5 separate regions of the Mus musculus genome follow, and all the other regions are linked to region 5. Evidence: chromatin loops called from intact Hi-C (ENCODE). Cell type or tissue: heart. All regions are shown on one strand. Links, peaks and the distances in the headings refer to the core of each region. The heading gives the core; the rest is flanking DNA.

Region 1 (6,171 bases), core at 763-5,762, 100 kb after region 5:
TATTCTTAATTTGTGTGCTTTGTTCATAAATTTGAAAACAATGACTCATCCCCAGACTGGGCGGGGTTGAACAGCAGTTCCGTTTATCTTACTCAGCCCATGGCACCCCTGTTAACTTTCAAAGGTCACCTGTAATAAAAGCACAGTGATAAAAACAACGTTAAATCACACTAAAAGCATGTATATGCTTGCTGCTTCTGACAAACTTGTGATTCTTGTTAATTAGGAAAAAAAAAAAAACACCACCAAAACCTCTTAAGGCTTAATAACCAAATCTAATTTTCAAATATTTCCCTCTCCTTTCTTTGGTAGAGTCTCTTAGATTGGCTTCAAAATATGGAGCCCAGGCTGCCTTTGAGCTTAAAATCTTCCTGCTTTCATCTCCCAAGTGATGAAATTAGACATGAGCTGTCTCACCCATTTCCAACACGTACCTTATACAGACCTCTGGAAGTACTACTTTCTCTTCATGCTTAATGAGGCTATTGTCACTAATTTGATTCTCCAAGGGTAGAGATCTTGAAATATTCATGTGATCTTCCCACAGCCTGTACCACTTGTGAAAACTAGGCAACTGCTTGCTGATACAAACTGAAAAGGTCTGACACAATGTTTGCATTGGGCTTTATTGGCTGTAACAAGTTAAAGCAATAGGAGCTTAAAGCACACTGAGAAAAGCCTGTTGCTTCCTGGGCCAGGAGTCCACATACTGAGTGGGTTTCAGTGGTTCCCTGCTCTAATCTGAGGCTGAAGTCAAGGTATGTATTTTCTTTTCTGGAAACTCTTGTTTCTGAGTTCATCTGCACTGTCAGAGTTCAGCTCCACTGGGTTGAATGACTAAGGTCCCTAATTCCTCACTGCTGTTGGCAGGTTTAGTCCTGATGCTGCTTACATTCCTTTGCTTTCTGCTACTTCAAAGCCAGTAACAGCAAACTGAATTGCTTCACATTTCCAAAACACCTATACTTTCTGGGACCCACGTGGCCCACTCAGAAGTCTAGGATGATCTTCCTAAGGTCTAAAATTGATCTGCAAAGCTCCTTTTTCCAATGAGTGTAATGGAGTTCTGGGTCCCCACCCATGGGTCAAGCCAACCTGCAATACTTAATAAGAACTTGTCCCAAAACATAAAGGGCTTGAAAGGTAGGACAGTGGTAAAGCATCTACCATGCATCTTGAGCCCAAGTCCCAACACAACAAAACACAAAGCCTGCATTTTACAGTCTTCCCTATTCAACCCTTCCAAGTGTGTGGCTTTGTTGGAGCTATGGATCAATTCAAAACATCTGAACCACTATCCTCTCAGAGGTGATTGTCTCAGCTGCAGATTGAAAAACTATAAGCAAAACTACCAAAGGCCAGGGTTAGTGGGGCATGCATTTTAATCTCACATGTATTAATGGGAGGCAGAGGTAAGACAATAGAAGCCCATTGACGCCAGCCTGTCCATATTGTGAGTTTTTGTTTCAAAATAAAAAAATAGTGAAATGGTGTTAGGATATGCTCAGGGATTGTGGGAGGTCCTCAGTTCAACTCTCTCCCCACCAACAGAGTCCTAATATACACCTAATTTAATCCCAGCACTTGGAAGGCAGTGGCAGGTGGATCTGAGTCCAGAGCTAACCTGGTCTACACAGTGAGTTCCAGGCCAGTCAGGTGTCTGTCTCAAAAACAAAACCTAAAATGTCAAAAACAATAACAATAAAATAATTTTAGATGTAGTTCTCCCCTCGCTTTTGGGATGAAATGAGAAGAGTGTTTCTGTTTATTGAATTTGAGTCTTGGGTGAGCACTAATAAGGACCGCTGAGTCCTTTAGGTACAAGGGTTGGACTGCTGGGTGATTTCTTCGTCTCAGCACTGGCTGCCTGTGTACTAACACCACAAGAGTACAGGGTGTTTTTTTACCCACATAAACCTTTCAAAAACTGTAAAACCTGGCCATCAATCCAGTTCAAGACTGTAGAGATGTTTCTGTACTTTGGGCCAACAAACACAGAAAAATAATGTTCTGGGTGCTTCAAACCTTATCATCCTGTCACTGCAATCAAGGAACAGAGGCTCCATTGCCCACTGTGTAGTAATAACAGCTCTCATTTATTCTACAGCAGAAGCCAAATTACATGAGCCTAATATCAGGATCTTCCACATTCTCTCCCATCTTCTAGATACTTCATGCTAATTTGTACCCCATCAAGGTTGTGGGATACTATGCTAACATTGATCAAACAGGCTCAGCGGGGTTAGGAGTAGTCAAGGAGTCACAACTAGGATTCTAAATCTAGGTTGGCTGACATTAGGACTTGACCTCTCTCCGGGCAACTGCGTCTAAATATACACTCAGGTGCATTTAGATTTCTGTGGATGGACCTTCAGTGTTTACCTACTATCGGATCATCAAATTCACCTGGCGGCAACGCTGCTGGAAACTGCAGGTGCATTCTCTGCAAACACACAGAGGTATTACAAGAGGAAATGGGTTAATCACCTAAGTCGGTCAATCGTGCAATAACCGTTTTACTGATATGAGTGTCTCTTTGCTTATTACTATGCGCCAGTTGACTCATTTAAGGGTGGGCCAAAAAGAAAAGTCCTGCTTTTTGTCACCCACCAGAAGTCCAGAAGAGAACTGTGTATGCGGTGGGGGATGGTGCAGTGGAAGCAGGGTAGCAGACTACCAACTCCAGATCCGAAACCGCACTGGACCCGCCACCAGAATCAAAAAAAAGCTTTGAACGGGTTAACCGCGCGCGCGGCCAGGGGGGAGTCCAGCCACCGCCCCTTCCCAGCACCACCTCCCAGAAACCCTCAGGCCTCCGCTAGTTCCCGAACCTCGCGAGACCCCGCCCCATCTTTTTCTGACCGACTTCCCGCCCCCTTCTTTACCGTGCTTGGAGCGCAGCGGGGTACGGAAGAAAGTGGGCGGAAAACAGGAGCCCGGGGCACTCCGGGAAATGTGGTCCAAGCACTTGAGGCAGCCATTTTCTTCCGGAGAGGGGTAGGCCAGGAAGCCAGTGAGGACTACAAATCCCAGCCACCCTTTCGGTTTGTTTTTGTTCAAAAAAAAAAAAAAAAAACCCACACTCCCCCTCCTCACTCTTCTCTCTCACACACACGCGGGCACACACATACACACACATACCCACGGCAGACACGCACGCATCCGAGCGTCGAAAGGAAAGCCGCGTCTCGCCATCCGGGCCCGCCCGCCACTAGTTCGCTCTTGGGTTTCCCAGCAGCGCGGGAACGCGGAGGCCGGAGCCGTGACCTCTGACCCCGTGGTTATGCGGAGCCGCCGCATTCCTTAGCCATCGCGGGGCTGCCGCTGCCGCTGCCACCGTGGGCGACTGACGCAGCGCGGGCGCGTGGAGCCGCCGCCGCCCCTCCCCCCAGCGCCACCCTCGCGCCGGGGTCTCGCTCTAGCCAGTCCCGGTGCGCCCGCCCTCTCCGGCCGCACCCGAGCCCTCGCACGCGCCGCCGCCGCCACGCGCCCCCCGCCGCTGCCGCCGCCTCCGCCCCAGCCCCGCGCCGCCACCGCCCCAGTCCGCCCCGCCCGAAGGACCCGCGTGGAGCCGCCACCGCCGCCGCGGAGGAGGAGGATGAAGGACAAACAGAAGAGGAAGAAGGAGCGCACGTGGGCCGAGGCCGCGCGCCTGGTGAGCCGAGCTGCCCGGGGGGCCGCGGCGGGGGGCGTAGGGGGTGGGCTCCGCGCGGCTCCCCGGGCGGGGGAGGGGCGAGGCCCTGCCCACCGCAGCAGGGGGCGGGGCCGCCCGGGTGTGGAGCTCCCGAGGTCCCGGGCCCGAGGAGGCTGGGACGCCTTTTCTCTGCATCCCCCCACCCCTTGAATTCCTGCGGAGGGGCGAGCTGGCAAGCGGCTCCTCCCCCCTCCGAGCGCCCGGGCGCCAGTCTCCCCTCCCCCCACGTTGGCAGCAGCAGCGGGGGGTCCCGGGGAAAGCGCCCGTTTATTCTTCTGCGGGGAGTTAGGTTTCCGGGAAAGGTCGGAAGTGCTTCCCCGGACTTCTTCGTGGGCAGAGGTGTGTGGGTCACTAAGACACCGTAGGGGTGGGAAAAGTGCCCCTGGTTTCAAGGACGCGAGAAGCATTTAGAGCGTTGGCAATTTAAACCAGGTGTGTGTCGGAAAGCAGTCGCTAAGGACCGATGTGAACCCTGAGTAGTGGTTCTCAAACTACTAGAGTGCCCGGTGGGAGCATACCTGGGGACTTTGTTTCAAACATTGGCACTAGGGCTCATTTTAAACACACTGAACTCGAGATTCCTCTGAGAAACAGTACTTTAGGCAGCTGCTTAAGCGATTGTTATGCCGGTGACCCTCGAATATTTAAATCACACTGAGCCCTGTGACTACAATGGGGGGTAGGCAGTTTGCAGAGGAGCAGAATACACTTTGCCAAGAATGTGTATCTGTTTGAGGCTTCCCTTCTGAGGGTTTAGTTAAAAAAAAAAAAAAGTAAATAGGTTTTTGAGCTCGCTACCTGCCCAGAGGATTTGTGGCTTTTCTGTTTCCCAAGCTTCAGTAGACTTGTGCGATAGCTTTCTTTTGGACTCAAAATACAAAGCCAAAAGACCGGAGGCATGTTCTTATGAAATGTTGCTGGTGACAATTCTAATGGTTTATACTTTTCTCGGAGATGTCACTTCCTCAGACTGCCACAGTGCAGGGTTATGGGTGCATCCTGCTTTTGTGTTGACGCCCTGTATTTTATATGTAATTGTTATAATTTAGTTTTAATGGTGGAGTGAAGCTCAGCTTTCTTCTAGCCGTTCCTTTTACTGGAAAGTGAGTTCTGTCTGCCTCAAAAGTGTTGGAGGTTGATAAAGATCTAGAGTGAACCCTTTTTTTTTTTAGAGTCTGTGAAAGCCGGTTATTCATTTACCCATGGCTGTTTGAGCTACCAGAGAATTTCCACTGGTATTCCTGATCATCGCTCTTCTCCTGTTACCCTGGGAACAGAAACAGGGATTGTTTGTGTGAAAGATGTAGTTTATTTTTTGCTTGGCATATGAAAATTGAAACTCCGAGGTGGTGTATTTTTCCTTCTGTGATTCAATCAAAACTAGAACTTTGCCTAGTATTTATGATTTTTGGAACTTAATGATTTCTTCATGCTTCTCTTAATAAATTTAAGTCTGAAGGAGCTTAGGAGAAAGCTAAAATGTAGGTTTTTTTATTTTATCATGGAAGTTGTTGGATCTTGACCATTGAAGTTCTAAGTTTCTGTGTGCAGGTGTTTATGACTCTGGGCACCCAAGGAATATTTGCTTGCCAGAACCCTACTTGTTAGAGGTAGGTGAAAGTACCTTCAGATCCTGTGTTATTTATGTCCTGACAGCTCTGAAATCTTCTCCTCTCAAAGCTCTTTGGGCTCTTATTAATTGAAAGGCTCTGGCAGTTTGGAATCCACTGTTATTTTAAGCCTCTTTAAGTTCTTAAATTTACTGTGGTTTGAATTCCAAGGTTAAGGTTGCTATTTCTATTTTATCATTGGCTCACCTTCAAGCTCAATTATCTGAAGTTATTTCTCTTTTTCTACTGTGGCTCTTCAGTTAAAAATAGTAATCTGAACAGGAATTTCTTTGTGGTGTAGTTGTACATTTGAAAGAGGACTTGTGGGAACATGGTATGCAATTTTGCATATCTTTTATGTGCTTTGTATTTTAGAATTTTCTGTGCTTTTTGTGGGGGTGGATGGGGGAGTGCAAAGTCGTCTTCCCATTAAAAAGAAAAAGTCCCGCTACACTGAGTGCTGGGAGTTTTTGCTTTTACTTCATAAAGGAACACCTGGCAAGCAGTGAGCTACAATGGCAATGCAGTCAGTTTTGCCACAAGGTTACTATTGGTAACTGCTTTTGGACAGTTGAAATTAGATCACATGTTATGGCGACTCATGTGCTTGTCAGGTGGGGGTTTCTAATCGCTCTTGGCCTTGCTCAAATTGGGGAGTAGATAATAACCTTATATATGCCATTTTGACGTAGGAAAGCTTACAGGATTCTGGAGAATTCTAGCAGAGTAGCCGACTCCTGCAGATGGGTTTTTGCAGTTGTTAGATTTAAGAAGTGGACATTCTTCTCTCAGATGCCTTACAGAGTGCATGGCATTTCTAGCTATCGGAAGTAGAGATGTGGAATAAATATGCCATCTTGTTAGGAA
Region 2 (6,171 bases), core at 431-5,430, 79 kb before region 5:
CAATATAAATATCTTCTTTTATATTATGTGTAGGGGTATTTTGCTGTATATATGGCTACGCATCATTCACATACCTGGTCCCTACAGAGGCCATAAGAGGGCATCAAACCCCCTGGAAATTGGAGTTACAGACTGTTGTGCGCAGCCATGTTGATGCTGGGACTCAAACTCTGATATTCTAGAAGAGGATCTTCCAATGGTCTTAACTGCTGAGTCATGTCTCCAGCCCCATCAGTATTACTCTTTAACCAGACATAGTGGTAAGAAACTTCCAGGACTTAAGTTGCAGTAGAACTGGCCACAAGTCTGCAATTCAGAATTACTACAAGACTATCTAGTAAATCCATCCTGCTTCTCTAGCTCTGTGCCTCTTGGGAATATATCTGCTCTTTGGGATGGTGTGTTGGTCCCAGGCATTTATGGGTTTGTTTTTCAGCACTCATAACAATCCAACCCAATACTAAATCAACTAGGCTCAACCAAGTAGTTCTTTTGTTCCAAATATCAATAAGGATATTCACATGTTCTATATTTAGTTAGTAGCTTGCTAGGTTTGAACTGCACAAACTTATTTCCTTTATATGTGTAACTGTCAGGTGGGGTTTCTAGAACTCTGTGAGGAATGACATAGACCTGTCTATGCAGCAGGACACCCAGCCATATTTATATCCTTGGGAGGAAGGAGAAGCTTCAAGCCTCTTACAGCCTAGACACAGAAGTGGAAGACACTTATAATTCACTCTATTTGGTCAAAGCAAGTAACTTAACCCCAGCATTCAACAAGAGAAAAAAATTCACCTTTTGACAGGAGAACCAGTATGCTCATAACATGCAAGAAGGAGAGGCTTGTTAGTAGACATTTATGCAGAAAAAAATCCACCACGGTAGTAATCAGTACTGACCACAGTGGTGGTCAGAGCTCAGCTGTTCCTTGCCAAGGTGCAGAAGAGATAACTAAAAATCTTAAGACCAGTTTTGGCACAGTACTTAAGCAATGCTGAGTTTTCTGTTTAGCCCGTGGCTCTCTTTATGGCTCAGGATGGTCTTGAACTCACCATGCCTTCCTTCCTCAGCATCCTGAGCGCAAAAATTACCAGTGTGAGCCACTGAACACGGATAATGATAAAGATGATAGTAACGATGATGACTGAGGCAAGGTCTCACATGTCCCAGGATAACCATGAACTCTTCTTGCTGGACCTTCTGAGTTTGGGGATTACAAGTCCCAGTGCTAAAGATTAGGCAGGCTATCTGCTAAATTAACTATATCCTCAGAACTCATTACTACTCTCTTAACAGCTTTTTGGATCCATCTAAGAAGACCGCACTGGCTCTTTGTACACTTTACAGTGGTATATATGAACCAAACAGTCTTTCTCCATTATGATCCTTTGAGTCCTCCCCAGACCCTTTTAAGTCAATACTGGAAAGTTAAGTTTAAGATGGTTAAGTGACTTGCTTCAAGTCATACATTAAGCCAGTTAGAATGGAGAAGTCCACATTGAAAAATGTCTCCTTTCACTAAGTGTTCTGCTTTTCATTCACTCATTTAACAAAGCATATTGTTTGGGACACCTACCATATGTGTGAAGGAATGTACATACGTTATATAATGACAATTATTTATTGAATACTTTATATGATTGTGTCAGTGGATACTTAACATAAGCCAATTATAAAAATAATCTAGAGCTGGGCGTGGTGGCGCACGCCTTTAATCCCAGCACTCGGGAGGCAGAGGCAGGCGGATTTCTGAGTTCGAGGCCAGCCTGTCTCGGAAAACCAAAAAAAAAAAAAAAAAAAAAAAATCTAGAAATCTCTGCCCCATTTCACTGACGACAAAAACGCAGTGTAAGGGAAAGACAGAGTCCTACCTTCATAGTTATTACGGCCGATTAGTAAGACTATATTATAGTCAAATAAATATTTAAACATATAATTACAAATTACTCTAAATCAGAAGCTGTCAGAGAGGGTTTACCATGCTTTCCGTTTCACAATTAAGGTCCCGGGTAACCCTGGCAACGACTCTTTCTGCCAATACTAAAGAAAGCATCCAGGGAGCGCGCCTATTTCCACACACCCCCATTACCCACAATGCAAAAGGAGTAGGCGGAGGAGCGGGTCTGCCAGAAGTCAATATGGCTCCAATAGTTACACCGTACGTTCTCTTCACCTAGTCAGAGACCTCACTGCCAAGGCCAATCTGCCAAGGAGAAATTAAGCTTCTTTTACCTCCTCACTACTGCGACTACAGAAGAATCTGAAGCCAGGAGTCCCCTTAGTGGAGCTACACTCCGTAACCACAGAAGCACCACTTCCGCTGACGTCATCACGCCGACACGTGGATCCAAGATGGCGGCGGCGATGGTGAGTGAAGGAGACTCCGGGAACCGGAGCTGGAGCAGGGCCCCCCTGGATAGCCCAGGACCTTCCAGCGCCCCATGCCTGGTTCCCAGCCTCCTCCAGAACCCCTGCTCGGGTTACCCTTGACTGGGTCGGCCTCTACAAAGTCCCTTTCTCTAGCCTTGGCATGGCATCTAGGCTTGTCAGGGCCTGGAGTTTTAGGGGAGGTGCCGCTTGGAAGGAAGACTTCGGCTCATGCCTTCACGGTTCTCATTTCAGCTTTCGTTCCCGCCCCTTGTCACCCCTATTTCCCATTTCTTCCCCTCCAGGCTTTGTCTCCTCCCGAGAGGCCCCCGTTATTTCTGCCTTCGCTCCTCCTCCTCACGTTCATACCCAGCTCTCCACATACCCATCAGCCTAACCAGTCTGCGGGTGCCACCTTGCTCGCACCAGCCCGAGCCTTGTCCTTACCTGCACCCTCAGCGGTTCCCATAGCGCATCCCGCTTGATTGCTGCTGTACCAGGGCATCCCATGCCCATCATCCCATCCCCAGGCCCTGCCCTTCTCCTGCCTTTTCTGTCAAAATCTGTCTCTCCTAAAGTGCTTTTATCCGATTGGTTCTTAAACCCCACTGTGCACGGGGATCTTGGGTTGTTGGTGGGGAGGCATGTTTAAATAGTTTCCTGAGCATCACTCCCAAAGATTGCAATACCTTAGGCCATGCTCAGGAATCTATAGTCTCACAAACAGTCCTGTGTTTATAATGGAGGTGGTCCCTGGGTTACCGTTTAAAAACACCTCTGGCCCTGCCTGTCTGTATCCCCCTCCCACTCCACACAGCTCCTTACAGATAAAGGGTCACTATCATGAAGCTGACTAGAATTAAGTCTCTTTGTGGATGAGAGTGGAGGTAATATACCTGTGCCTGAAGGATGAGTCACTAGCTGACTTCTGTTTATCAACCACAGAATTAAGTTTTTGAAGGTCAGATTTTCTAAGAGAAGTTCACCTCAAATTCTGTTTGCCAAGAAATGAGAACAAAAGTCGAAAGTGAATTTTCCTGGGTGGTCTTGTACATTGCTGCCTCAGAAGATAAAATTAATTCCATCGTGGTAGTGAATGACAAGAAAGACTCAGAGAAAAAGCTTGTGACATTTGACTCTACTGAAGGAAAATTCTTGCTTAAGTTATTTGATGTTGGTTTTCTCTAAACAGGGCCAGGTTAATTCATGAAAGGAGTCTGTCCTGTTAGCAGACGGCTGACTTTTTTTTTTTTTTTTTTAAATTAGGTTCCTTGTTTATAACCCCAGAAATCAGGTAAAAATGTTCAAGGTTTTGCGGATTGTAACCCCTTTTGTGGAGCACTTGCTTGAGCGTACCCAGGAGCCTAAGTTCGATATTTGGCTCTGTTTAGGGGAAAAGCAGATTCAAAGCTTTCCCTGGTTTCTGTGGCCACAGACTTCAGTATGAATCATGAAGAGGGGTAAATCCCTAAAGTGGGATGTTGAAATCCTTTTTCTCCTTTATCACATTCAGAATAAGGCGAATGTGAAGCCAGGAAGTCACACCCTTTCTTGTTCATAGAGAGTTTAGTAAGGTGGCATTTATAGCACTGCACAGGGAAATTCCTGCCCTGTACAGAGCTTTTAAGAGTTTATAAGTTAGCAATATGTATTTCTGGTGTACGTTTCTTCATTCAGCAAATATTTGAATGTCCAGTGACTGCCAGGAACTAGGTATATGACTGTCAGAGGGTCATGGTCCCACCCTCGTGGGCCCACTCTCATTCCAGGAAACCTGCCTGGTGCTGCTAAATGCTGTGAGGGTAGCAAGGTGACGGGATGGTGATTGGCAGTAACTGGGCATCATAGCTGGGACGGACTGACAGACAAAACACAAACAAACAAACCAGCTTTGCAAAGAATGTCCCAGGCAAAGAAAATGGCAAGTGTGATGGCTGAATGACATGTTTAAGGAATCTATAGAAGACTTTTAACACCGGAACCATGGGGAAGGGTAGCGTAGCAAACAGCAATCAGGGACGAAACCAGAGACAAATAAGAACCGCACTTGCTAGAAGTAAGTGTGCTTGTGATTGGTGCATGGTGTAGCTCACGGTTAGCAATCTGTGTACTGGATTTTGAAATAGATTTTTCTATTAGGTTGGCTTCACTTCCTCCTACCCTACTGGGACAACATATCAGGGGAGCCAGCTTGTTCTTAATGTGCAGATAGACCATAGAAACCAATTTTTTTTGTTTTGTTTTGTTTTTTTGTTTTTCGAGACAGGGTTTCTCTTTATAGCCCTGGCTGTCCTGGAACTCACTTTGTAGACCAGGCTGGCCTCGAACTCAGAAATCCACCTGCCTCTGCCTCTTGAGTGCTGGGATTAAAGGCGTGCACCACCACGCCCGGCAGAAACCAGTTTTTTAAAAAGATTTTTTGTTTATGTGTATGGGTACACTGTAGTTGTCTTCAGACACACCAGAAGAGGGCGTCAGATCACGTTGCAGATGATTGTGAGCCACCATGTGGTTGCTGGGAATTGAACTCAGGACTTTTGGAAGAGCAGTCAGTGCTCTTAACCACTGAGCCATCTCTCCAGCCCCATGGAAACCAATTTAACTCAATTCAATAAATAGAGAATGTGGCACCTGGGAGGCTGAGGGATCTCTGTGAGTTCAAGGCTAGCCTGGTCTAGATAGTTCAGAGAGCTAGGACTATGTAGAGAAATTTAGGTAGGTAGGTAGGTAGGTAGATAGATAGATAGCATGAATGGAGAATGTGCTATATACTGAGCCCAGTTTAAAAGGCACTCAAGAAACTGCGTGTTCAGTGAAAAGGCACAGAAGCAAGTTTGTACAGAGGTGTATGTGGAGTCACAAGTAGGTATGAATTTAGTTTGTGCCAAGCACATTACTACACAGAAGTGAGTACTGTTCCCACCCCCTCATACATGTAAGCTATTTCATAACCATTTTGGGTGGGGCATATAGATCTAATTTGGAGTGGATCCACTTCTGAGGCAAGTCATACAGAAAGGAACTGAGCTAGTGGACTTGGTGGCCGTGTGAAAAGGCTGGTGATGTGGGGAGGCTGTTTTCCTTTGAAAGTTAGAGTTGTGGGTATGCAGTGCAAGGGCTTTTCCCTCCCTCGCTTACATTCATGAATGGCTCTAAGAGTTGTGCAAATGCTACCCAGGTCTACTAAGCACACAGTTAGTGTTTCCTGAATCTTCAGAGTACAACTTCTCTGGCCATAGGAAAAGGAAGCCAGGAGTTTGCCTTCTGCCCTGGATTCTGCACTGTATAAAGTTACAGCATAGAATTCATCTGGCTGGGCAGAGTTGAGAAGCAGACTCATCATATCTTATTACAGAAAACTACTCTTGGCAGTATTTTAATGGAACTTGGGAAATGCCCATTGAGTACATTCATGGGCATATAATACTCCACTTCCCTTATATCATCTCCTCACACTATCAGCTTCTATTATGGTTTTATCTCTATGAATATGATTCATATACCACAAAATTGCACCTTCTTAATAAAATATCTTTTTACATTTTATGTGTGTTTGCCTGCATGCATATATGTGTACTGTGTGCATGCCGGTGCCTGAGGAAACCAGAGGTCATCAGAACCGGAGTCACGGAGGGTTGAGAGCCACCTTCTGGGTGCAGGGACGCAAACCCAGATCCTCTGCAGGAGCAGTGAGGACTTGTAACACTGAGCTCTCTTACGCACACAGCTGAGTGGCTTTGGGTGTGTTTAGAGGATCACTGTTTAATTCCAGAACATTCTCATCAGCCTACTGACCTGAGA
Region 3 (6,171 bases), core at 586-5,585, 50 kb after region 5:
CCCTTCAAGGAAGCCACGGGGTTGGAGCTTTAGCTCCGTGTAGAGCGTCCCTGAGAATCTCAAGGCTGTGGGTTACATCCCAGCACTGGGGGCAGAGGTTGGGGAGAAAAAGGGGAGGAATGAGGACCAGAAAGGTGGACTAACATGATCAAGGTCGCATATCCGTTAAGTGCCTGAGGAGGAAGCAATTACCTTCCGACCCTTGTCTGGCTTACTTCAGAAACATCAAAGATGTGAATTTAGAAGCCATTAGCTCCATCCCTAGTCTTCTGAGCCTCTCTTGGGTCACGCGGGCTCATCCATGCTGAACCTGGGCACCTCGCCAAGTGACAACCATTAAGCATGTCTCATGTATTTGGCCTCCATCCAAGCTCAGCATCTTATTTCCTCTTGAAAGGGGCTCAGGAATACCACCTCTTTACCATCCAATAAATAATTCCTATTTCTTTAGTCTTTTTATACCACCCCTTTCCAGCCCTCTTCCTCAAATAGCATCAAATTTCAAAGGACACTGAGCCCTCTTACCGGCAGGGCTCCTCTCATTGGCAGTTACTGCAGCCTTAGGACACCATGGGCCTATGTAATAGGTTTTATTTTTCCTTCCATGAGTTAGAGATTGGAATCCAGGACCTAGGGATGCCCAGCAAGTGCACTACACTCATTCTGTAGTTCAAGCTAGACTTGAACTCCTAATCTCTCTGTTTCTGCCACCTACCAAGTGCTGGGATGAGAGACATATATATCAGACTCCATATTGTACTTCATCTTTATGACAAACCTGGACAGTGTCAAATATATATTTTGCAGGTGGGTAATTTGAGTTCAAAGAATGATTTGCATTGGGTCACCTGCTGGATAAAGGACAGAATTGGAACTCAGGCCCCAAATTGTGTATACCTGAAGTCTTTGTTGGATAGTCTGGAACTATTCTGTGCAGTATGGTAGCCAGTAGCCACAGGTGACAACTCAAACACAAATTAACCAAAACTACGTAAACATGACTTGGTTGCTTGGTAGCCCTGGTGTCATTTTGGAAACAGAGCAGTTACATGTGGCTAGGGCAGCCATATTGGACGGTGCCAATACAGATCATTTCTACCACAGCCACAGGCTGCCGAACAGCACTGTTCTAGAATGTCAGAGAAGAAGGGAAACTTGGTGCTTTTGCCATGCCTTGGGGAACCAGGCCATGCTATCGGTCAACTCTGTAGGAAGTTCATTACAAGTTCCTTCCTGTAGGCAGGATCATAATAAAGGCCAGAAGCCCTGGCACACACCTTTAACCTCAGCATTTAGGAGACAGATACAGGTAGATCTATATGAATTGGAGGACAACCAGGTCTACATAGTAAGTTCTATATGGTGAGACCCTGTCTAAACCAAGTCATAGTAAAGCCAGCCATAGTGGTCGAGGGTAACAGCTGAGTGAGTTCGTTACTCAAGCATGAGGACCTGAGTTCAACCCCCAGCACCCAGATTAAAAGGCCACATTGGGGGCTGGGGAGTTGGCTCAGTCGTTGAGAGCACTGACTGCTTTTGCAGAGGACCAGGGTTCAATTCCCAGCACCCAAAGGGCAGTTCACAACTGGCTGTGTGTAAGTCCAGTTCCAATGAATATGATGCCTTCTTCTTACCACCTCAGGAACCAGACACTCACGAGGTGCACATGCGTACATGCAGGCAAACATTCATACACGTAAAATGGTAAAGAAGTTTAAAAACAATTTAAAGCCATGTCGTAGCACGTACTTGTGATCCCAGTGCTGGGAGTGAAAATCCCCCCCAAAAATGCTTTCTTCTATAAAATGCATTGGCATGGGGCTTCATCAGAGCAACAGAAAAATAACTAATACAGAAGAGGCAGAGGCAAGCAGATATCTGAGTTCAAGGCCAGCCTGGACTAAAGAGTGAATTCCAGGACAGCCAGGGCTACACTGAGAACACTGCCTCGGGAAAATGCAAGAAAGCAAACAAACAAAACCACCACTACCAATAACAACAACAAAACACCCGTCTGGGAGGCCCTGGGTTCTGTCTCCAGCACCACGTAAATGTCACGTGGTGCAATGTGCCTGTGATGTCAGAACTTAGGCAGGAGGATCAGAAGTTCCAGGTTATTTTTGTTTTCCTAGTGAATTTAAGGACAGCCCAGGGGCTGGAGAGATGGCTCAGCGGTTAAGAGCACTGACTGCTCTTCCAGAGGTCCTGAGTTCAATTCCCAGCAACCACATGGTGACTCACAAACATCTGTAATTGGATCAGATGCCTTCTTCTGGTGTGTCTGAAGACAGCTATAGTGTGTTTATATGCAATAAATAAATAAATCTTAAAACAAAACAAAACACAACAGCCCAGAATGGGAGAGGGTACAAAGAGCAACTAAAAGAACTAATGAAAATGAGAGAAAATTTTGGCAATTATTAGCCCTAGAAACTACCAAGAGATACAGAAGAGATGAAACATAAACACATATATTGCATTATGTTCTTGTAAACAACACATAATGTGTTTGTAACCAATACAGGTAAACTTTACTTTGCGTCAGTTTGGTAGGTATCTTTTTTTTTTCTTTGTGTGTAGCTCCAGCTCTCCTAGACTTGCTCTGTAGACCACATTGGCCTCCAACTCAGAGATCTGCCCACTCCTCCTTCCAGAGTGCTTTTTGCTTTGATGGAAGGGTAGCCGGACTCCAAAGATGCTATGCAGGGAGGATGACTTGATGTGATTCCGGTTTTCAAATTATTGTTCAGACTATCTAGTCGAGATGCCAACCATGCACTCCCAGCCCAGCTGGTTTGCATGTGCTGAAGTCAGAGGACAACCTAAGTTGTTTCTCTCCTGCCGGGTGGGTCCCTGGAATCTACCTCAAGCCGTCAAACGCGTTTACCCACTGAGCCATCAGAGGGTAGCATCTTTTCCCTACAATTATGTGTATTTATTTTTGATACTGAGGGACAGAGTCTCGCTGTGTAGTTCGGAACTTGCTCTGTACCCAAGCATGGTCTTGAGCTGTTCATCCTCCTGCCTCCATTTCCCGAGTGCTAGAACTATAGTCATGAGCCATCAAGCTCAACCAAAGTTTTTTGAGTTGATGGTAAGAATAGTGGGACTCCAAGGATGCCTTGCAGGGATGTGCTTCAGGTTTTAAATTATTATTCAGGTCACCTCGCCGGGAATGGATGGTCAGGCCTTATACTCTATTAACAGAGAACAAGAATTGCAGTCGAGTCTAAAGATGACAGGTGGCCTGGCCTTGCTTGTGGTGCTGTTCTTTAAAAAAGTGGAGAAAAGCAGGAATATATGAAAGGCAGACTGTGGGACTCGATGGCCAAATGAAAGTGACAGGCAGGACAGATTTTCCTTCATCCCTGGGTGGCCTTAATTGGGAGCCACTCAATACTAATCTGAGACCCAGATCAGAGAACTGACCTGAAAGAGCTTTCAGAAGGGGAGGATGAAAGCGCGTAGTGTGACCAAGATACTGGGCTCTGTTTCACAAACGGAGAAACTGAGGCACCCGAGACCAGAGGACCGAGTCCGGGTGCCTAGGAGGGTCAGAGTGTCCGCGCGCTGGGAACCTGGAAAACGCCGCTGCACTCCGGGTTCCGCCCCTCGGCGAGCTCCTCGCTTCGGAGGCCCAATAAAGTTATTGAAATTGACGCGGTTGCTAAGGAAGTGGGTCGCCGAGCCGGGTTGCTAAGGAAGTGAGCGCCGCGGTCTCTCCCCATCCGGGGCAGCTGGGAATGGCTGAGCCCCGGGTTCGCCGCCGCCGCCCGCTCTCGGCTGCGGCCGCAGGTGAGTTCGAGATGCTGGGGTCACCGCGGGGCGCCCAGCATTATCCCGATGTCGTTGCTCTGCGAGCCGCAGCATCCTTTGTCCGGCCTCTGTGGTATCTCTGACCACCCGGCTTTTTCTCGGGCGCGGCCGGTACGACCCCCCAGTCTCGGCCGCCCGTGCTCGCTCCTCACGGCCGGTCCGGGGCCACAGTCCCAGGCCCTGGCTGGAAAGGCAGCTCAGGAAGCAAGAACCTGAGGTCCGAGCCTCAGGGCGGTGCCTGGCTCGCTGTGTGACCTTGGACAAACCCCTTGCCTTCTCTGGCAGCAGCAGACCTGTCTGCCCATTGGGGTCTTGACACTTGCCGAGGAGACTTGTATATGAAAGGGCTCCAAGTGGGAAGAGGGTGAACGGCCAGGATACTCTATGTGGAGACCAAGAGAACTGTTTGAAGTCTGAGTGCTTGAGTTTGAGGCTGCATAGCGTGGCGTTGAGTCTTCTCATCTGTAAATCAGATCATGGGATTGCCCTTCGTGGGAAGCAGGGCGTCTGGAGTAGCTTGGGACATGATGCTTAAAAAAACAAAACAAAACATGTTAATTGCATATAACGGGTTTCATGATGACGTTTCATCCGTGTGTATAATTTATTTTATTCGTGCTCCCCTCCCACTGACCCTTTCCCTTCACTTTTTAGTCCCTTCTAATTCCATGCCCTAGCGCAGTTTACAAAAATTAGGTTCTTTTGAGGAGCATGGGCGTTTTGCCCGTGGCTACACTACAGAAGAAAATGCCTGCTACTCCCTCAATCACCAATAACTCATGTGAGGTGTTAGGTTTGGGGGTGTGGTGGTGGTGGGGACACAACACCTCAGGAATGGGTGGCTGTGTTGTGAGCCCCTCCCCCTAGCAACCGTTAACTGCCCATAAATCCTCGTGTAGGGGTGGGTCCTGTTGAGCCCCTCCCCCTCCACAAAACACGTGGTTAAGTACTACTTATCACTAATGGGATGGAGCCTTCCAAGAAGGGGAAGATGACTTGGAACCAGAAGGACTTAGGTGTGTAGCTTGCTAGTGCATATGGGTATTCTAGACACCCTGGCCATTCCCCACCCACAGTTTTACTTTGTAGTCTGCTCAGAGGGGGGAAGTTACTGACCTCTTAAAAGGTTCTGTACTTGTGCCATGCCTGTCACCCGGTATATTCATAACAAGAATAGGGGTATTTATCTCTTCTGAGAAGTGCTTAGAGCAACTTGATGCTTAAGAAGTTTTTTGAGGCGTATTATCTCATTTAGTCTTCACAGACAGTGTCAGGCAGCTGGTGATGTCACCCGCTCTTGTAGATGAGGAACCTGTGCCTGAGAAAAGTGAACGGCTTGCCTAAGACTGAGGCTTAAGGTGTGATGGAGCTGGACGGCATTTTACTCCCCGCTCCCTGATGCCTCTGCTTTCTCAACAGTAACTGCTAGAAGGCCACAAGGGTATTTTGGGTTGCTTCTAATTGCTTTGGCTAGAAGTTGTTCTCCCAGTGGCATGGAAACAAGATCTCAGAAAAAAAAAGCTCTGCATGTTTTAGTTTGTTCCTAGCATATATTAATTTTATCTGATAAATTTGACTGACTTTTTAAAAATACCATTACTGTAGTTTGTGTGTGTGTGAGTGCCAGCCTGTGCTGTGGTGTGTGGAGGTGAGAAGTCGGCTTTGTGGAGTTGACTCCTTCCACCTTTCGGTGGGCCTTGGGGATCAAACTCCGTAGACTCAGGTTGTCAGGCCTGTGTGGCCAGTGCTTTCCCTGCTGAGCCGTCTCCCCTGCCCCATGTGATGTTTAAATTCGTGTGTATGTGTGTGTTTTGATCATACTTACCTCCATCACCTTCCTACTCCTGCTGATACCCTCTCTTCCCACATTGTCTCCCCTTCCACAGCTCCCCTCTTTGATGACCCAGCCAGTCTAATTAGGATGGCTTATGGGAACACACATGAGGATTTATTTATAAGAGCACAAGTAACTTACTAGTGTTTCCATGGCTGAAGAAGTGCCTCTTTCTCAGTCACCATGGACTGTCTGTAAGTCCTCAGAGACGAGCGGGGCCTTATGAAGCCCTGCCCGCTTCTGTGACTAAATATTGATGGGCTCAGTCTCATAGACTTCTGTACAGATAGGCACAGCTGCTAAGAGTTCACAGGGCCACAGCATGTCCTACCCAGAGGCAGCATTCCACACGCCACTCCCCTCTTCTGCCTCTTACATTCTTTCTATCCCCTCTTCTGTGATGCTCTCTGAACCTTGAAGGGGGTGAAATGCCCCCCTTTAGACTGAGCACTCAGTAGTCCCCTACTTCCAGCACCTTGGCCACTTATGAGCCTCAGTAGCCACCGCCCACTGCAAACGAA
Region 4 (6,010 bases), core at 1-5,000, 93 kb before region 5:
CGCCCCAGACTTAAACACTGTAACTGATGCCCATCAGCTGATGACCAGAGGGAGAACATGTGGGCATCCATACCACGGAATAGTGTCTGTGTCTGTGACAGAACAGAGACAACTGTTGGAAACCCTGGGAGCATGCTAAGTAGAGGCCAGGCACCAATATCTGTTACCCTTGAAATGAAATTCCCAGAATGGCGCAGGGGTTGCCAAGGGCTGGGTGGGAGACTCAAGAAAGGGGTTCTGAGCGCCAGGGATGGGGCTGGATAACATGTGATGAAACATTGTGCAATTCACAATTCTTCCGCTATTATGAAAGTCGTCAGGAGCTGTGGTGGCTGCGCCTTTATTCCCAGCACTGCATTCAAAGCCAGTCTGGTCTGCAGGGTGAGTTCCAGGACAGCCTGGACAGGGCTACACAGAGAAACCCTGTCTTTAAAAAAAAAATCATTGGAGCATACACTTTAAATGTGTGGATTTTATGGCTTGTGCATTATATATCATTAAAGCTGTAAAATTCACTTATACCAACAAAGCTGTGAAGGGAGGTGGGGGGAGTGCTAGCTGAAGCAGGGAGGTACTGCCTCAGAATAGCTGGAAGGAGCCTTCTGAAGGGGCTACTTAGCTACAGATCATCAAAGTCAGACCTTAAGCATCTGTATACTTTAGCTGGGTCTAGAAGTGCAGGCTTGTAATGTAGGCTACTCTGGAGACATATCACAAGTTCAAGGTCTGCCAGGGTAGTTACTGACCCTGTCTCAAAATAAAAAGTAAAGGGGCTGTGGTTCTGTGGCAGAACACTTGCCTGACATGTGTATGGTACTAGACTCAGTCTCCAGTAACACACACACACACACACACACACACACACACACACACACACACACACACCATTGGATATGTTATGATTTGATGTTTAAACTAGGTACAAAAAAATAAAATGAAAAGTTGGATATATAATCTAAATCTGTAAAGAATAAGTGGGATATGGAGAGAACTCTCTAGATGTGGCTGAGGATGTGGCTTGGTGGCAGAGTGCCTACCAGGCATGCTCAAGATCTGGGTTTGAGCCTTAGTACCACATAAAAGAGAAGTATGACATAAAGAAAATGGCTGACTTAGAGTTGGGCTGTGAATCGCAGCATGCAGGAGGATACCATGGAGCCAACCCGGGATATGGAGACCCTGTCTCTCAAAAGGAAAGGAGAGTCTGGAGAGATGGCTCTGTGGTTAAGAGCACTTGCTGCTCTTGCAGAGGACCTGGGTCCTGGCACTCATATGTCGGCTCCCAATCATCTAATCCTAGTTCCATGGTTCCAATACCCTCTTTTGGATGCTGAGGGCACCAGACATGCATGTGGTACACATACATATATGCAGGCAAAATGCCCCTACATGTAAAATAAGTCATTTCAGGACCAGTTTTTTAAAAGAAAAGGAGTGGCAAATTGGCTGAGTGAAAGTGCCTGCTGCCAAGCTTGAGGTCCTGAGTTCAAGCCCCAGGATCCATGTAGTGGAAGGAAAGCACTGACTCCTGCTGGAGGCGTCCTCAAACCCTGACAAAAACTGACACTCCCACCCCTAGCAGCCACAACTGCTCAGCTAGGGGTGGGACTTCAGAGGCCAACTTCTCATCTCTGCTGGGATTTTGTCCAGTTGATCTTGTGCTGGTTTTGTGCAGGCAGACATAGCTTCTTCGAGGTCTGGTGTGTTATGGTCCTGTCATCCAGAAAATCCTCTTTTACAGCATTCCTCCACTGTCTATGGCTTTACAATCTCTCTACTGCCTCTTTCTGGATGATCTCTGAGCCTGGGAAGGGTGTGTGTGTGTGTGAGAGAGATGTGGATATTTCCTTTAGGGTTGAGACTTGTCAATACTTAATCACTTACTCGGCCATAATACAAGCGTCGCCGAATTCCAAAGAACATGCAGATGGTCTCTTAACTTAGCGGTTGCTTGGTATATGGTTTTAAAAATAGCTTTATGGGACACCTAAAAGCACTAGCATTTTCATCATACAAAGGGGCTAGCTTTAGGTGCTCAGGCCTGCGCTGGGACTTTAACCATCTTCTACCACAGTAACAAGAAAAGTGAATTAGGGAACAAAACAGACCCGGCCGAGCTGATGTGTCATCACCACTGCCAGGAAGTTGAAAAGACAGGGAGCATGAATTCAAATTAGCATCATGTGACAGGGGCCTCACATTAAGAGAGTAGCACAGGGGGAAAGCCTCCATTGCTAGTGTCAGCAGTGACACTGGCATCTTTCCACTTAGGATCCAACCCTAAGTGGAGGCAACAACAGAGTCAACATGGCAGTTTGGAGTGGAGCAAGAGTCCAGGGCTAAGTGTCCTCAGGCATCCCTAGGACTGGCCTTCCTCTGGTGCTGCTACTTTTGTGATGAAGCCAGTCAGGTTTATGTCCAGCTCTGAAAGGCTCCCAGGCTTATGGCTGTTTAGGGGGATATGTGCCTTATGGACATTAAGCCACTGGAGACGGTGGTCTAGCCTCTCTAGCCATGAAACCAAATGTCCCACTGAAGTCTTTGAAATGGAACTGCTTGCAGCCTTCTAGCTCCTTCCGCCCTACAGCCCTGCAGTTTGGCAACTGCTGTTCCTGCCCCTCAGCACTCAGCCTGTTTTCTGCCTGCCGTGATAAGGCATGGACAGGAGGTGGCAGCAGAGAGTGATTGAGAGCCTGGTCATTTATCTCCAGTGTTCTGATGGTACAGACATAGTTGCATTGAGAAGAAATGATACAAAGGTGGGCATGGTGGTACATGCCTCCAGTCTAGACACTAGGGAAGTGGGCAGAAAGACCAGGAAATCAAGGCCATCCTATCTAGGCTATGTAGTGAATTGAGAGCCTGTCTCATAAAAATGAGTGAGTGAGTGAGTGACTGAGTGACTGAGTGAGTGACTGAGTGAATGAATGCATGAATATGCTCTCCCTTTGGATTTTGATCTCTTTCCATGTCTATTAATATACTGTCCTCCCTCATGATGCTGAGCCAGGGCAGTGAGCTACAGCTCTGATTTAGCCAAGAGATCACCAGAAGAAACAAAAAAAGAAGCCATGATATGCAGTTGCTGAACTACAGTGTTCAGTAACTAAGTGTTCGAGGCATTTTTGACTTCTGCATTTTGCCTTACAGTGAGTGTATCGTAATCCTGAATCAAGGGGCAGTTATATATCCTATAGACCATGTTCACCAATTATACTTTAATTAAGACAAACACCCACAGACTGCTCATCAAATCCATTCTAGAGGGAGGAAGGGAAGAATAGGAAGGAAGGGACACTCTGACTAGGGCAAACCTCAGACGACAGCTGAAGTCCTCTCCTGCACGCCATAGCTGGGGAGTGGATGGGGTGAGGTATCAGCTGTGACCTAGACTCAAGCCCCCCGGAGATCACTTATCCCCAAAGACCTCTGGGTCTCCACTTATCAGCGTTAACATTTAACAGGCAGCAACTGAATCAAGGATGTAGCCCCCAGAGTGAGCTCCCACATTATATCCACTCCTCTTTGATCCAGTGTCTGTCCTCAAGACAAATGTCCCTTGGTAACATGGGTAACACATTGCAAGGAAATCGCTATTTGTAGAGGGCATGATTCCCCTCACCCTAGCAGAGCCCCAGCCCTCATTGCTCCTCAGTCTCACCGTGACTCTGCTCTGCTCAACCCTGCAGGAGCCAAGTTCCCCATCAAGTGGACAGCTCCTGAAGCCATCAACTTTGGTTCCTTCACCATCAAGTCAGATGTCTGGTCCTTTGGTATCCTGCTGATGGAAATTGTCACCTATGGCCGGATCCCTTACCCAGGTAGGAAAAGGGACATGGGCTTAGGGGTGTCTCCAGCCCAACCTGGCAATGGCCCATCTCGTCAGTATGTCTATTACACTCAGCTCTTGATCTTCCCCCAGTCCCTCTCCACCTTTCTCATATCAGAGGTACTGCCCTCCACCATCCCTCCGCTAGTGTAAGGGGTTGGCTGGCTATCTCCTCTTTCCCACACCTTACTGCACTCAAGCAATCGAAGTTCAGCTATTTGAGCAGGAGGTGGATGGGAAGATCTGGAGAAGTAGCATGAGGCTGAGAAGAAGTCAACTTTTTTTTTTTTTTTTTGAGACAAACTCTTACTCTGTAGCTCTGGCTAGCCTGGAGTTTGATATGCAGACCAGGCTGTCCTTGAAGTCCCAGAAACCCATCTGCCTCTGCCTCTGCCTCTGCCTCTGCCTCCCAAGTGCTGGGACGAAAGGTCTACAGCATCACACCTGGATGATCTCTACTTTTAAGAGATGTATACTTGAGGCTGGAGAGGTGGATCAGAGGTTAAGAGTACTTGCTCTCCCAGAGGATGAGGGTCCAGTTCCTAGCACCGATGTGGTAACTCACAACTATCTCATTCTAGTCCCAGGGGATCTGATGTCCTGTGATGGCCTATGAGGACACCCGTATACACATGGTGTATATATGCACACATATACATGGAGGAAGAACACTCATACACATAAAATACAAATAAATAAATAAATCTGAGGGGCAGGCCTCAGTTCCATGAGAATGGGTGAAAGTATGTGATCAAGGTGGCACACGGGCAGCTGGGGCAGGTGGTGGCACATGGGTACCTGGGGCAGGTGGTAGCACATGGGCAGCTGGGGCAGGTGGTGGCACATGGGTACCTGGGCCAGGTGTTGGCACATGGGCAGCTGGGACAGGTGTTGGCACATGGGCAGCGGGACAGGTGTTGGCATAGACAACAGAAATAAGCTGATGAACTGAGCCACATTTCAAAAGAAGCAAAGAGAGCCAAGGCTGGCTGTCCTGATAGTGAAGAAGCTGTGGAAATTTGGGGTGATTCACTAGAGAGGATGGCCGTCCAACTAAGATATTTAAAGTTTCTTGTTTTTGCTCTTAATCACTGACCCATCTCTTCAGCCCTAATCACAGAAGTTTAAAAAATACTAAAAATAAAAGTAAAGTTGGTAACCATAGTTATTTCATTGTTGTTTTTAGAGATAACAGATGTAAACTTAGAATAAGGAAATGATGGTGTTCAGAGTGACCTTGAATCTGGCTTTGGGGGGGCGGGTACACTAGTAAAATCCAGGCAGGCATAGTAGCCTGCACCCTTGGTTCTGGCAGAAGAAAAGGCAGGTGGATCTCAGTGAGTTTGAGACCAGCTGGCCTACACAGTGAGTTCTAGGATGGCCAGAGCTACGTAGTAAGACCCTGTCTCAAAAATAAATACAAACAAACGGATAGATAGATAAAACAACAGACCAAGATATGCAGAAACAGTAGGCTGGTTAATGTTCTGCCACCTTAAGAGGTCTGGCATTGCCAGATACTGATGGTGCATGCCTTTAACTCCAGCACCCAGGAGGCAAAGGCAGGCGAATCTCTTCAGTTTGAATTTGAGGCCAGCCTGGTCTACAGACTGAGTTCCAGGACAACCAATGCTACAAAGAGAAACCCTGTCTCAAAAACAAAAACAACAACAACAAAAGAGGTCTGGCATGTCTTGATGGCTGGACAAACTTAGCAATTGGACAGTTAGTTTCTGTCCCTTCCTCACACAGTTAGATGATAACTGCAGCTCCATTTGCTACCCCTCCCTAACACACACACACACACACACACACACACACACACACACACACACATTTAATTTCACTCCTCTTTTTCAGGTATGTCAAACCCAGAGGTGATTCGGGCACTAGAGCATGGGTACCGTATGCCTCGACCAGATAACTGTCCAGAAGAGCTCTACAATATCATGATCCGCTGCTGGAAGAACCGCCCCGAGGAACGGCCCACCTTTGAATACATCCAGAGTGTGCTGGATGACTTCTACACGGCCACTGAGAGCCAGTATCAGCAGCAGCCTTGACAGCAGTAAGGACATGAGCAGAGCCAGAAGCCCCATCAGTGCCTTGACACGCCCAACTTGCTGGGCCCACTCTCAGACACCACACCACACACACTGCAGCTGTTGAGTGGGTGGGAGG
Region 5 (6,171 bases), core at 574-5,573:
AGAGGAGGAAGGCCAGCACCATGTGCTCTTGATCAGCATTAACGAGGCTATGGCTTTAAAAGAAAAGAGCCACCACCTTCATCCTACTCCTGTTGGCCTCTGAAAAAGCACAGCAAGATCTTTACCTACAATCAGTGGCCAGCAGGCTGCTGAGCAGCCACAGTTGCTGGTGTTACCTAGGAACCTTTCAGGGATCTACTCTCACTTTGTGTCCTTTGTCTGCATACTTCTTTGATCCAGAAAACCTCCTGGATTTGACTCATACAATCAGAACTATTCCTTCAGACTTCTTGTCAAAACTGTGAAAGAATTTTGCTTCTCTTTCAAAGCTGTTCTTCTGGTCTCACACTCTAGCCGTAGCTATGGAGAAGCTGACAGAACCTGTTTCCATAAAACAAACACAATCCCTCCCAGTTACTGGTATAACTCAGTGTATTCTCAGCCCTGGAATCTTCTGGCATCTGATCTGAGGGGAGGCAGCAGGGAAAGAACCTTGGACTTGCTATCAAAAGAGCCACCACTCACTGGCTGTGAAACCACAGGCAGGTTACTTCATTTCTCTGAACCTCACTCTTCTCAATTTCTAAACGAGATTCATTCTCTTAACTTGTAAATAAATGTTTTCTAGAGGACGAAGCGAAAAGGTACCATTGAGAGTGACATAAAATGTGAACATGCAGAATCCATGAGGGCCACATCTCTGCTGCCCCTCTTCACAGTGCTAAGTATAACTTCTTTTTCCCTCTTAGTGTTACTTCTCATGCCTCAAAGTCAGTTTCCTTCCCTTCCCAACATCTCAGAACTCAGCCTTCCTCTTTTCCCTCACTGCTAACCCTCAGTACAAACACAAGCCCTTTACCTCCTGGGCCAGAATTTTCTTTTGCCAGGATGGCCACTTTACTACACCGTCTTCTATTATAGCTCCATACCCAAAGTAAAAGTGCTTGCTCAATACACCGTATGGCCTTTGGAAGCTCCTGTCTGTCGTCTGTAGTGCTGTGATGTAGGTTGCCCTCTGATGAAACTATAGTTTTTATGGTGTTACATCATCTCTATAGAAACTGCGTTCTTTCTCCATTATTAGCCTGTTTCCTCATCTGTAAAGCTAAAAATACTTACCTCACAGTCTGGTTGTAAGGATTATTTTAGTCAGGTATGCAAAAAGCTCAGCAATGGGTTTGGCCTACTCTAAGTACCCAGCAAAAGAAAGCTATTATCTTGGTCTTTATACTGAGTTGCATGTTCACACCTTCTGCTGCCACAGTCCAGTTTTCCCAACTCTCCCATCAAATACTGTTAAGCTAGCCGGTTCGCTTTGCAGCAAAGAAAGGGTTAATCTCTGAGTGTTCTTAACTAAAGAGACCCACAGAGGATTAACAGCTCCACTTCAGTGACTACCCTAAAATAGCTTTTATCCCTCCTGCCCAAGAGCTACTTGGGGCTCTGAAGAACTCAATTCAACACCTGCCTAGGAGGAAACACACCCAGAAAGGTTCTTGGAGGTGGAATCTACCCTCAAAAGAACTTAAAATAGCAACTGGGAAATTATAAATAGCATTAAAGGGGAAAAGAAAACAAAACAGGCCTTGACCTGGACATCAGAAACCAATCCAAAAGCATTCTGGCTGGCTGGAAAACAGTAAGAAGGAACGGAGGAATGGGAAGAGCTGCCCACTTCCCAAGGCCAGCGCGCGCGCGCACACACACAACACCCCGGAATGGTGGGAGAATTAAATTACAGGGAGGCCTGAGAGTCTCAGTGACTTGCATCATTCCAAGAAACATCAAACAGGATTAACAGGGGTAGGATTTACTCTCGGGCTGGTAGTTCTTCTGTCAGTGTAGATGGGCCTCTTTGGAGTCCCTTTGATTCCCTATTTCCTCAGATTCCCGCTGCCTCCCAGCCCTGGGGAGGCCTGGAGCAAATGGCTGCAACTCACTCGGGCCTCATTTTCACCTACCACCCCTCCGCAACTTAGCAGCCTTTCCCCCAAGAGGAGAGGGTTAGAAACCCAAGGCCAGACTTATCACAGCCCCAGGCTGACAGGTGGAAAAACACACAAGCCAGGAGTCGGTATGCTTGCAGGTGAAAGCCCCAACTCCCAACACGGCCAGGAACGCGGCCCGCCACCGCGCCACCGCCCCCTCCCCCCCCCCCCCCCGCGACCCCGATCTGTTCCAAGCTGGACTGAAGCATGGGGCTGAAGTTGTAGGAAGTCTGGCCCTTAGGCCAGCGGAGAGACTACCCTATTTTGTAGTGTGAAATGTTAAATTCTCCCCACAATTGGAAGGTGGATGTAAAGAGTGGAGACAAGAGACGGGAATTCAATAGTAAGTCTAAAAAGTCTAATAGGATCTGGGGTGGGAAGAGCAAGCATGCACGGTAAAGAATTACGAGCACGTTATTTGAGTCTCTAAGAGACCCCATGGGGGGAAGAGGTAGGGAGATTCTAAAGGTCGAAAGAGCGAGTTCTCTGAATTTCAAACGGGTGTAGAAATGGGACCCTCCCGAAGGAAAATGCCTAAACTTTCCACAATATGATCACTGGGAAGGGAACTTCAGCTAGGGCTTTATTTTGGGTTCTTCGGCCCGAGGTACTGCAGAAAAGCCTGAAAGCAGGTTTATGAAAGTCTGGAAAACGAAAGAGCTTAGAGCAGACTATTTGGAGCAGGAAAAGGAAGGTTATGTGGGTCGGGGTAGGCGTGTCCGAGGGTGGGAACAGGTGCAGCTTATCTATGCCCCCCAGACCGCGATCCCGAGGAAGGTTAGCTGCGTGTTATCTGGGTCTCCAGGGAGTCTGGGGGGTCCAGACTAGGGGACCCTCAGGCTGAGTTTCCAGGTCTAGGAATGGAGGGAGCCTGAAAGGCTTGTTCCGGTCCCCTGGGCACAGGTCTGAGGTCCGGGGAACGTTTTCGTCACTACGGGGCCTATCGGGGGCCCGGCTAGAGCAAAGGGGGCCCCTACTCAGGGGTGTGGGCGACCGCGCTGGGCGGCCCGAAGTGAGGGGCGCCGCCGCTCCGAGAGCCGGGCGTGTGGGCGCAGCGCGACGGCCTCCCGCCCCGCTCCCCACCATCCCCCAGGACCCTCGCCGGCACTCACTGCGCTCGGGACCCCGCGCTGCGGGCCGGGCCGCGCTCGGGCTCCGCCAGGCCCGCTCAGGCCCCGGTAGTGGCGGCGGTCGGGCCATTGTGCGGTGCATTGTGGGAGCCGCGCGAGCGGGCGCTCGGGTCGTGGAGGGGGCGGTGCCGCGGGCTCTCTATGGTCCCGCCCGCCCGCGGGCTAGAGAGGCCCAGCCGGCGCGCGGGCGGCGCGCGGGGAGCACTGGGAGCGGGGCGGCCACTCGCGCCTCTTCTTCCCTCCCACCCCCTCCCCGCCTCCGGGCCGTGGCACTCTGGGGCTCTGCCGTCGACATGGGCGCCGCCGCGTGGGCACCGCCACACCTGCTGCTGCGGGCGTCTTTCCTGCTTCTGCTGCTGTTGCTGCCGCTCCGCGGGCGGTCAGCGGGCTCCTGGGACCTGGCCGGTTACCTGCTCTACTGTCCCTGCATGGGTAAGGCCTCCGGAACCCTCTGCTTAAACGGAGAAACTGAGGCGGAGGAGGCGGAGCCACTTCTCTGAGGCGCCCGGAGACTTCTCAGGTCCAGAGGAGAACACCAGAGAGGGGCAGGGCCTGTGTTCTTCCCTGCCCTACTTGCCTGGGTACAGAGGACCCATTGGTGTTCAACTTGCCATTCGACAGATGGGAGAAGTTAAGTGACTCACTCGAGGTCTAATCAGTCTCAGATCAGTAGATGGAGTTTGTAGGACAAGACCTGCCCGCACTGTCTCGTGGCAATTCTTGCATTCATTCAGCAAAGAATTTATATGCCCCCCCCCCTTTTTTTTAATGTCCCAGGCGCTGTTGTCTGTGCTGGTGGTGAATGAAACAGATAAATCTCATAGGATTCTTCATTTTAGGAAGACAGACAATAAAAAGTTTTTAAGTGCGTGCAGAATTTGTACAAGATGATTCAAACTGGGGTAATAAAAGATAACCAAGGACTCCTAAGAACCAGCGGAGGGATGCAACTTAAATGCAGTCGTGGATCATCATTATATAATCCATCCCTTCTCTCAATCCTTGAGTAGCTTGCATTCCTGACCATGGCCATCATCTGATGGCCTGACCTTGCAAGATTGGCTCCACTCTTCTCCACACCCCTTCTCCCATGGCCCTCTGGCTACAGCCATAGTAACCGGCTTTCTATTGCTTACAGACATAAAGGTCTATGAGCTATTCTTCTCGGAGTACCTTCCTATAATTTCTGCTAACTCTTTCTCATCCTTGAAGTCTCAACATACGTGTCACCAAAGAGGACTCCATTGACCTCTCTACTTGTCATTTCCTGAGTCTCCCTGTCACCAAACCTTTTCATTTTTTCCCTTGCAATCATCAAAATATACCATAAGGAATTTGTTTTCATGTTTAGTGTCTCCTAACCTGAATTAGAATGGAATGCCTTGAGGACAGAAACCTTATCCTTCTGATTTTATATTATAACATCTAGCACAGTACCTGGCACATTTCAGCCTTGCAGTGTTTCTGGAATGGATGAATGGCTGCCATATTGATGATAGCCAAATGTGCTTGCATACAACTTTAATCTCAGCACTAGAAGCCAGAGGCAGGTGGATTTCTGTGAGTTTAAGGCCAACCTGATCACATAGAGAATTCCAGAGTAGCCAGGGCTACATAGTGAGACTCTGGCAAAACAAAACAAACAAAAACCAGATAGACCTTTGTGTTTAAAGCATTCACAGCCTGCATAGACAGCCAATACAAAAAGCTGGAAAATGAAAGCAGACATATAAATGACTGAAGTGTTTATAGCTAAATGGTAAAGCATTTACCCAGCATGTCAGAGATACTAGGTTAAATACCCAGCACATAAATACATAATCTGATTCACAGCTGTAATTCTAGCATGTAAGAGGTGGAGGTAACATGCAGGAAGATTGTTACAAGTTCAATGACAGACTGGTCTACAGAACAAGTTCCAGGACTATATAGATCCTGTCTCAAAAAACAAAACAAAACAAACCTCAATGCCGTGCTGAGAGTAAAGGAAATGGATAGGAGTTGTTTAAAAGTGTCTTAGCAAATGAAGCATCAGGGTCACCTTCATGTACAAGTGAGTGGAGACAGGTCTGAGGACACTGCTGGCAAAGATGGCAGGTAGAGTGGGGATGATTATAACATGTTTGAGAAACAGCATGGACTCTGGTGGGGCAGTGGCAGAAGGACCAGGACCTACAGGCCCTCAGATGTCAAACCTGGAAGTCTGGACTTTCTCTCCTGTGCCAGTGTTGCTAGCTCACTGTTCCTTGGCCTTCCCCAGTCTTGAATGCACATCTTTGCTGAGCCCTTCGTACACCATGCCATTAGGCCCCAGGCCACTCTACCCACAATGTACCATTTCCAGGGCGCTTTGGGAACCAGGCTGATCACTTCTTGGGCTCCCTGGCATTTGCGAAGCTGCTGAACCGCACCTTGGCTGTACCTCCATGGATTGAATACCAACATCACAAGCCTCCTTTCACCAACGTGAGTATTTCTGCTGACCTAGACCCTTGCCCATCCTTCCCCACACTTGCAGACTTGCTTGACTCCAAGGCCTCTGGGTTTTCTTCCAATCTGCTGTTGTCCTCTTCTCTACCTAGAAATAGCAATAACTAGCTTTTTTTTTTTTTAACCGAACACCTGTCATGTACCCCGCATTGTCTGAACGCTAGATGAGGGTTAGCTCATCTTTCCTATAGCTAATCCTCGAGGAAACCAAGGTCTAGAGAGGAGAGGTAACTTAGGTAACTTGCCAAAGACTGCACAGCCTGTGGGTAGTAGATCTTTTTTTTTTTTTTTTTTTTTTTTGCTTTTTCGAGACAGGGTTTCTCTGTGTAGCCCTGGCTGACCTGGCACTCACTTTGTAGACCAGGCTGGCCTCGAACTCAGAAATCCGCCTGCCTCTGCCTCCCAAGTGCTGGGATTAAAGGCGTGCGCCACCACGCCCGGCTTTTTTTTTTTTTTTTTTAAAGATTTATTTATTTATTATATGTAAGTACACTGTGTTTGTCCTCAGATACTTCAAGAGGGCATTAGATTTTGTTACGGATGGTTGTGAGCCACCATGTGGT

The links. A loop is a pair of places that touch in the nucleus more often than their neighbours do. Peaks named below come from ENCODE experiments on the same cell type or tissue, not always from the same donor. Only the 100,000 strongest peaks of a DNase experiment are listed, where the experiment ranks them.
Region 1: it touches region 5 in a loop (9-fold over the local background); 15 of 42 quality-filtered maps call a loop at or near these places.
Region 2: a loop joins it to region 5, with 3 times the contacts of the local background. A loop is called at or near these places in 13 of 42 quality-filtered maps.
Region 3: a loop joins it to region 5, with 2.0 times the contacts of the local background. A loop is called at or near these places in 8 of 42 quality-filtered maps.
Region 4: a loop joins it to region 5, with 2.5 times the contacts of the local background. A loop is called at or near these places in 5 of 42 quality-filtered maps.

The regions. Positions count from the first base shown.
Region 1 is chr2:153,342,736-153,348,906 of GRCm38, forward strand. Asxl1 (additional sex combs like 1) reads left to right here and starts at 3,095. Exons shown (of 13, transcript NM_001039939.2): 1 at 3,095-3,655. The coding sequence starts at 3,599. It overlaps 2500004C02Rik (RIKEN cDNA 2500004C02 gene), which reads right to left and starts at 3,075. Exons shown (of 2, transcript NR_040318.1): 1 at 2,886-3,075; 2 at 1-129. In heart, for the core only: no CTCF peak of the experiment used is centred there; DNase peaks (open chromatin) are centred at 2,876, 3,516 and 3,706; H3K4me3 peaks cover 3,922 bases; H3K27ac peaks cover 3,872 bases.
Region 2 is chr2:153,159,202-153,165,372 of GRCm38, forward strand. It overlaps Tm9sf4 (transmembrane 9 superfamily protein member 4), which reads left to right and starts at 2,100. Exons shown (of 18, transcript NM_133847.3): 1 at 2,100-2,370. The coding sequence starts at 2,356. In heart, for the core only: no CTCF peak of the experiment used is centred there; DNase peaks (open chromatin) are centred at 2,090 and 2,340; H3K4me3 peaks cover 2,123 bases; H3K27ac peaks cover 1,448 bases.
Region 3 is chr2:153,287,710-153,293,880 of GRCm38, forward strand. It overlaps Kif3b (kinesin family member 3B), which reads left to right and starts at 3,707. Exons shown (of 9, transcript NM_008444.4): 1 at 3,707-3,795. Gm39961 (a long non-coding RNA gene) reads right to left here and starts at 3,717. Exons shown (of 3, transcript XR_866869.2): 1 at 3,430-3,717. In heart, for the core only: no CTCF peak of the experiment used is centred there; DNase peaks (open chromatin) are centred at 3,682 and 4,702; H3K4me3 peaks cover 1,924 bases; H3K27ac peaks cover 1,026 bases.
Region 4 is chr2:153,145,258-153,151,267 of GRCm38, forward strand. It overlaps Hck (hemopoietic cell kinase), which reads left to right. Exons shown (of 13, transcript NM_010407.4): 12 at 3,690-3,821; 13 at 5,690-6,010. The coding sequence ends at 5,892. Among named protein-coding and RNA genes, the nearest start is that of Tm9sf4, 13 kb to the right of the region's middle. In heart, for the core only: a CTCF peak has its summit at 2,663 (motif pointing right); a DNase peak (open chromatin) is centred at 2,624; H3K27me3 peaks cover 1,247 bases.
Region 5 is chr2:153,238,176-153,244,346 of GRCm38, forward strand. Plagl2 (pleiomorphic adenoma gene-like 2) reads right to left here and starts at 3,183. Exons shown (of 3, transcript NM_018807.5): 1 at 3,101-3,183. Pofut1 (protein O-fucosyltransferase 1) reads left to right here and starts at 3,357. Exons shown (of 7, transcript NM_080463.3): 1 at 3,357-3,550; 2 at 5,463-5,584. The coding sequence starts at 3,412. In heart, for the core only: a CTCF peak has its summit at 3,424; a DNase peak (open chromatin) is centred at 3,266; H3K4me3 peaks cover 3,995 bases; H3K27ac peaks cover 2,853 bases.